2 separate regions of the Homo sapiens genome follow, and region 1 is linked to region 2. A link is a contact called in ENCODE Hi-C data. All regions are on one chromosome and are shown on one strand. The core of a region is the stretch at or near the end of the contact, and the rest is flanking DNA. Distances in the headings are between cores, read along the strand shown. Region 1 holds the start of SDHAF4 (succinate dehydrogenase complex assembly factor 4). Region 2 holds the start of COL9A1 (collagen type IX alpha 1 chain).

Region 1 (2,841 bases), core at 271-2,770, 260 kb after region 2:
GGCTCACACCTGTAATCCCAGCACTTTGGGAAGCTGAGAGGGGTGGATCCCTTGAGGCCAGGAGTTTGAAACCAGCCTGGTCAACATGGCGAAACCCTGTCTCTACTAAAAATAGAAAAATCAGCCAGGTGTGGTGACATGTGCCTGTAAAAACATAAAATACATAAATAAGCTAAATTATGCATGCTGGAAATAATTTTTTTTCCCTGTTCTGTTCCTTCAGGGCCTCTGTTAAGTGGGGCTCTAAATATGAAAAGCAGTCAGTTGCCAGCTGGGCCAGTTTATTGAGCAAAGCCATCATCCGACTTTGAATTTTTTCCTCAGTCAGCTAGTCACAAGGAATTCATTATTAAACTGTAGATATAAGCTAAAGGTCAAAAGCATGATATTAGGACTGTGAGCTCCCTACAAATGAAAACTGTTTCCGTTTTGACTTTGGCCCAGTTCTGTGTATCCCACTTTCTCTCTTTTTTCTTTTTCTGTTTTTGAGATGGAGTTTTGCTCTGTCTCCAAGGCTGGCGTGCAGTGGCGTGATCTCTGCTCACTGCAATCTCCGCCTCCCGAGTTCAAGCGATTCTTCTACCTCAGCCTCCCAAGTAGCTGGGATTACAGGAATGTGCCACCTCGCCCGGCTAATTTTTGTATTTTTAGTAGAGTGTTGGCCAGGCTGGTCTCGAACTCCTGACCTCAGGTAATCTACCCGCCTCGGCCTCCCAAAGTGTTCGGATTACAGGAGTGAGCCACCTTGCCCGGCCCACTTTCTCTTCGTAAAAGGATCTCCTTATCTAGGAGAACCAGATAATTCTCAGTTCATGATAAGAAGCTTCGATCGTATAACCACTTGATGTCACATGGTCAGACACTACCAAGGCGCAATAGCTAGCCAGAAACTTTTCTTTAAAAGAAAAGACAAAATTCCAGAATTCTGGGGGCCTTCACTATGATTCTGTAAATATTTCCACGAGTTGCACAAAGCATCCAGGTCTGCCACATCCACTCAACGCTATCAGAGCTGGTGGGATGTAAGGGTTAAGGGGCAGAGCTCATTGCACTGGATCCTGGCCTGGATGGAGAGCCTTTTCTTGCTTTGCACCTCATTCAAAAATGTCGCCTTTCATATCATCTGGTTAGTCGGTCAGAATGGACGAACTAGGAGCTGACTGAACAAAGATTTAAAACACAAAACAGGGAGAATTAGGTAAAAGAAGCATTTTACATGAGTGAGAGAGTAAAAGGTGCTCAATCTTTGTAAACTATAAAAGGGATCTTCCACGGGCCATTTCGGCTCAGACTGACAAGCATGAACGGAACGGAATTATTCCCTCTTCTAACTGCAGCCACGATTTGGCGTTTTAACACCGGGCTCAAGGTAGCCTGGGTCTCTCTTGGCCAAAGAGCCCAGGGATGCCTCTAACTCCTTTTCTAAAGCCGGCCACGGAGGCCCCGCCCTCTGCAGGGAGGCTCCGGATCATGCCCCCTGCTCCTCCCACTACTGCTTTGCGCCTGCGCGGAGGCTCGGGGAGTCGGCGCCATGACCCCATCGAGGCTTCCCTGGTTGCTTAGCTGGGTCTCGGCCACGGCGTGGAGAGCGGCAAGTAAGCACCTGGCCTCGGGGCCACGGTCGCGGGAGGGGTCGTGAAGGCCCAGGCGCAGAGAGAAGCGCCTCCCGCGGAGGAAGCCGCGTGTGTCCTGGCCGTTCGGTGTTGCCAGGGGCTGCCCAGCTTCTCCCGCCCAGCCGCCCACCCGGTGGCCTGGGCAGGTTCCTGCAGCGCCCCGGGTCTCGGGTGGGACTAGAGCGAGAAAATCGCTAAGGCCCTTTCAGCCCCCGGGACGTCCGCTTCCTACCGAGCACGCGGTGGCCCAACAGGACCACAAACGTTCCGGGTTGTTCCTGTGGGAGCTCGCAGGGCACACCGCACTTCGATGCCCCAGAGAAAAATGGAAAAGAAGGCCCTTTGGGAATGGGAGTCATTGATTTACTTATTTATTTACATCATTATTTACAGGAATCCGCGCTCCTGGTCCAGGCTCCAGCAGAAAAGGATTTGTGGCAGTTTACAGTTTATCTTTTAAAAATGGGAAAAGTGCAGAAGTGAGCCAAAGGCAAATAAGTATAACGTAAATTAGATGAAGCCAGGAATTGTCAGTACAGAAAAAGCATTCATGCTTTCAGTAAAACCAACATTTTTAAACCCATTGTTGTTGGAAATTTTTCTCAAGATAATACAGTTAGCAGCCCAGACTATGCAAAACATAATTTTATTTATTTATTTATTTATTTGTTTATTTATTTTGAGATGGAGTCTCGCTCTGTCCCTCAGGCTGGAGTGCAGTGGCGCAATCTCGGCTCACTGCAAGCTCTGCCTCCCAGGTTCACGCCATTCTCCTGCCTCAGCCTCCTGAGTAGCTGGGACTACAGGCGCCCGCCACCGTGCCTGACTAATTTTTTGTATTTTTAGTAGAGACGGGGTTTCACCGTGTTAGCCAGGATGGTCTCGATCTCCTGACCTTGTGATCCGCTCGCCTCGGCCTCCCAAAGTGCTGGGATTACAGGCGTGAGCCACCGCGCCCGGTCCGCAAAACATAATTTTAATATATGACACCTGGAGAAGTTATGTAAGTTGAAAACAGTAATTATTGCCCTCAAATGGTGCCAGATTTCTATGCAATTTGTTTTCCTTTGTGCAATCATTTTACCCAAATACAAACATTTTACTTAATTGTATAAGTTTTAAATAGTCCAGAAATGAATAATACAGAAAGTGAAAGTCCTACATTATCCAAACCTCAAGGTAATAACGTTAAAATTTTGTAGGGTTCATTCAACATCCCCCTTTAACT
Region 2 (3,060 bases), core at 238-2,737:
ATAAAAAAGCATGGGCCTAACCATAATGGTACATCAAACATGCTCTTTATACTCTCCTCACCCCAAATTGTTGAGGTCCATCCATCCATCAGTCTATTTATTCATTCATCCATGTATTCACCCAACATTTACCAATCACCATCTGTACTAGGCACTGCACTAGGCACTGCAGCTCACAGATTGGCCTTCCTACCAACTGTGATTACTGACAGGACTTACTTTCCATACCCAGCATTGACCATGGAAAACCAGAACCTAATGTATCCCTGTGCCCCAAAGCTGGATTGAAGAGTGAGGGTGTGAAGGACTATGAATGCCTCACTCAGTCTTCAGTCAGCCACAGCCCTGCCTGATCATTTCTGGGAATAAGTGATCTTTGAAAGTCTAGAAACTATGGCCCTTACTGGGGCGACGCTTGACAGCTGCAGATGCCCAGGGTTCCAGGAAACTGCACACAAAGAAGAAAACTGGAATTTTCCTGAAGAAGAGAGAAGAAAAATGACTGAAACAGGAGTCCCCGCAGATGGAAAACACTTCCATATTTTCAAACCTAGTAAACCTAATTAATGTAAGGTGATCAAATCACAGTATAGTTTTTTTTTCATTTCTTTTTTTTTTTTTTTTTTTTTTTGAGACGGAGTCTCGCTCTGTCACCCAGGCTGGAGTGCAATGGCGCGATCTCGGCTCTTTGCAACCTCCACCTCCTGGGTTCAAACGATTCTCCTGCCTCAGCCTCCTGAGTAACTGGGATTACAGGCACGTGCCACCACACCCAGTTACTTTTTCTATTTTTAGTGGAGACAGGGTTTCACCATGGTGGTCAGTCTGGTCTTGAACTCCTGACCTCGTGATTCGCCCGCCTCGGCCTCCCAAAGTGCTGGGATTACAAGCATAAGCCACCGCACCCAGCCTTCATTTTTACTTTGAAACCCTACTGAGAGATGTAAGGAACTCATGTTTCCAGACCCCACTGTCGTTGTTGTTTTATTGATCTCACCTTCTCGGTATCTACCTATCTCACTGTTTTGGTACCTATTTCTTTGTCTCTGGTTTCTTTCACCTTTGATTTCCTTCCTCTCTTTTTCTGTGGCCGTCACTTTCTCTCCCTTCCTCTGTCTGTCTTCGGTTTTTTGTGTCTGTCTTCGGTTTCTCACGCTTGCCCTCTTGTCTTACTCTCTCATCCGTCTCTCTTTCTGTCTCTCACCTTGAGGCTCACCTACTCTCATCTTACCACTGCTGCAAAAATACAGACCCTTGGTTCTGAGGACCCCCAGCTCCATCTCCCCACCACTCTTTCCAGGGTTATTGTCTTACCAGCAGGTCTTCATTTTCCCAGTTGATTTTCTTTGTTTGCCAACAGTCCCTATGAAGAAGGGGTTGGAAGGGAGTCACTGTCCCCTCACGACCCCTTCACTGTTACCCTAGGACTATGTGTTCTGGGCCCAGCCTTGGTCCCTCCTGCCCCCGGTGAGGGCTAAAAGCAAAGGGAGAGAACCAGAGGCATCTCGTGACACTTTAAACTGAAGCAAAGGAAAGGGGTGGGGAGAAGCAGCGCTCTGAGCCCAGGCCTAGGGGTGTGTCCTCAAAGCTAACAAGGTTATACTGAAGGAGGGATTTACAGGGGAAAGTTTGCTGAAAAGAAAAAAATAAAATCAGGATGTGGGGAAATTCACCAGAAAGATCCAGGCAAGGTGCTATAGGAACACAGTAGATGCTTTTAGATCTGCTATAGGAGTACAATGGCAGCTTTCAGAACTGCTATAGGAATACAGTGGAAGCTTTCAGAGGGCTGAGGTTCCAGTAAAAATGTGCCCACTGGGAGGCAGAGGTGTGGAAACTCGTGGGAGCCTTGGTGCCCGATCAACCTAAGTTTCAATCCCTGTTTATTCTGAAGCTTACTAGCTGTGTGTCCTTGAGAGAGTTACTTCACCTTTCTGTAACTAGATGCCCTAACTGTAAAACAGATTGAAAATGCTTACATTAAAACAATGGTTTTGAGAATTAAATGAGGTATCAAAGGCAGAGGGTCTAACACCCAACAATCATTATTTGTCATCGTCTTCATAGCTAACGCTTCATTATGCACCTCCGTCTGTTGAAAATGCTCAAAGCTTAATGCCATTTAATTCTCACAACAACATTATAAGGTAAGACTGAAGTTACCCTTATTCTCCAAATAAGAAAGTTGAGGAAGCAGAAAATGAAGTAACTTTTTCAAAGTGCCATGCCTATTACTAAATACACATTCCCTCTCTCTACCTCATGGATAGAAATCCTGATAAAATGTAACATCAAGCCCCCTACTTGTTGTTTATTCTTAAACTCTGAGACTACCAGAGTTGAGCAGAGGACACTGTATCTGGAAAGAAGCAACATATTATCCTCCGTTAACAAGGTGAGAGCAAATTACAAGGAGCACAAACCTAGAGAGAGGCATGTTATCAGCATCGCTACCACACATGCCATGCCGTCTCTCCAGAACCTGAGCACCTAAAGAGAATTCCCTATAGCCCCCACATCACCCCCGTTACCACCCACTCAGCATGGCCAACCTCTGGCCTTGTCTTGAGGGACACGGGTGGTTACTCCAAAAACCAAGACTCTAAAGGTCAGAAGATCCAATGATCTCAAAAATCACAGTACAAGCAAAGTAATTTTTAGGTGAACTTTTTTTTTTTAAGAGACAGGGTCTCAGGTCTCGCTCTGTCCCCCAAGCTGGAGTACAGTGGCATAATCATAGCTCACTACAGCCTTGAACTTCTGGGCTCAGGGGATTCTCCCACCTCAGCCTCCTGAGTAACTGGGATGATAGTCATGCACCACTGCACCTGGCTTCTTGAAATTTTTAAATTTCGTTTTCTAATTGATTTAATTTTTATTTAATTACAAAACAATAGCGTTGCTTCTTATTTTTCATTTGTTTATTTCTTTTCCAAAAAAGTCCTTTCAGTTTCTGCCTCCCCCAGCTCACTGATGAAATGTAAATCAGGCAAACTTAATATCCATGCTTTTGCCCTTTTATTTTCTACTCATAGCCCACCTGTTGGAGTCCTGTCTCTC

What was found. A loop is a pair of places that touch in the nucleus more often than their neighbours do. Pooled maps may share reads with other maps.
Region 1: a map of mammary epithelial cell shows a loop between it and region 2 (2.5-fold over the local background). The contact joins the promoter of SDHAF4 here to the promoter of COL9A1 in region 2. A Hi-C loop is called at or near these places in 2 of 168 maps with a recorded cell type or tissue (Calu3 and mammary epithelial cell) and 4 of 50 pooled maps.

Annotation. Positions count from the first base shown.
Region 1 is chr6:70,565,410-70,568,250 of GRCh38, forward strand. SDHAF4 (succinate dehydrogenase complex assembly factor 4) reads left to right here and starts at 1,521. Exons shown (of 3, transcript NM_145267.3): 1 at 1,521-1,595. The coding sequence starts at 1,532. RefSeq lists a silencer at 1,809-1,868.
Region 2 is chr6:70,301,597-70,304,656 of GRCh38, forward strand. COL9A1 (collagen type IX alpha 1 chain) reads right to left here and starts at 1,488. Exons shown (of 38, transcript NM_001851.6): 1 at 1,315-1,488; 2 at 405-478. The coding sequence starts at 1,328.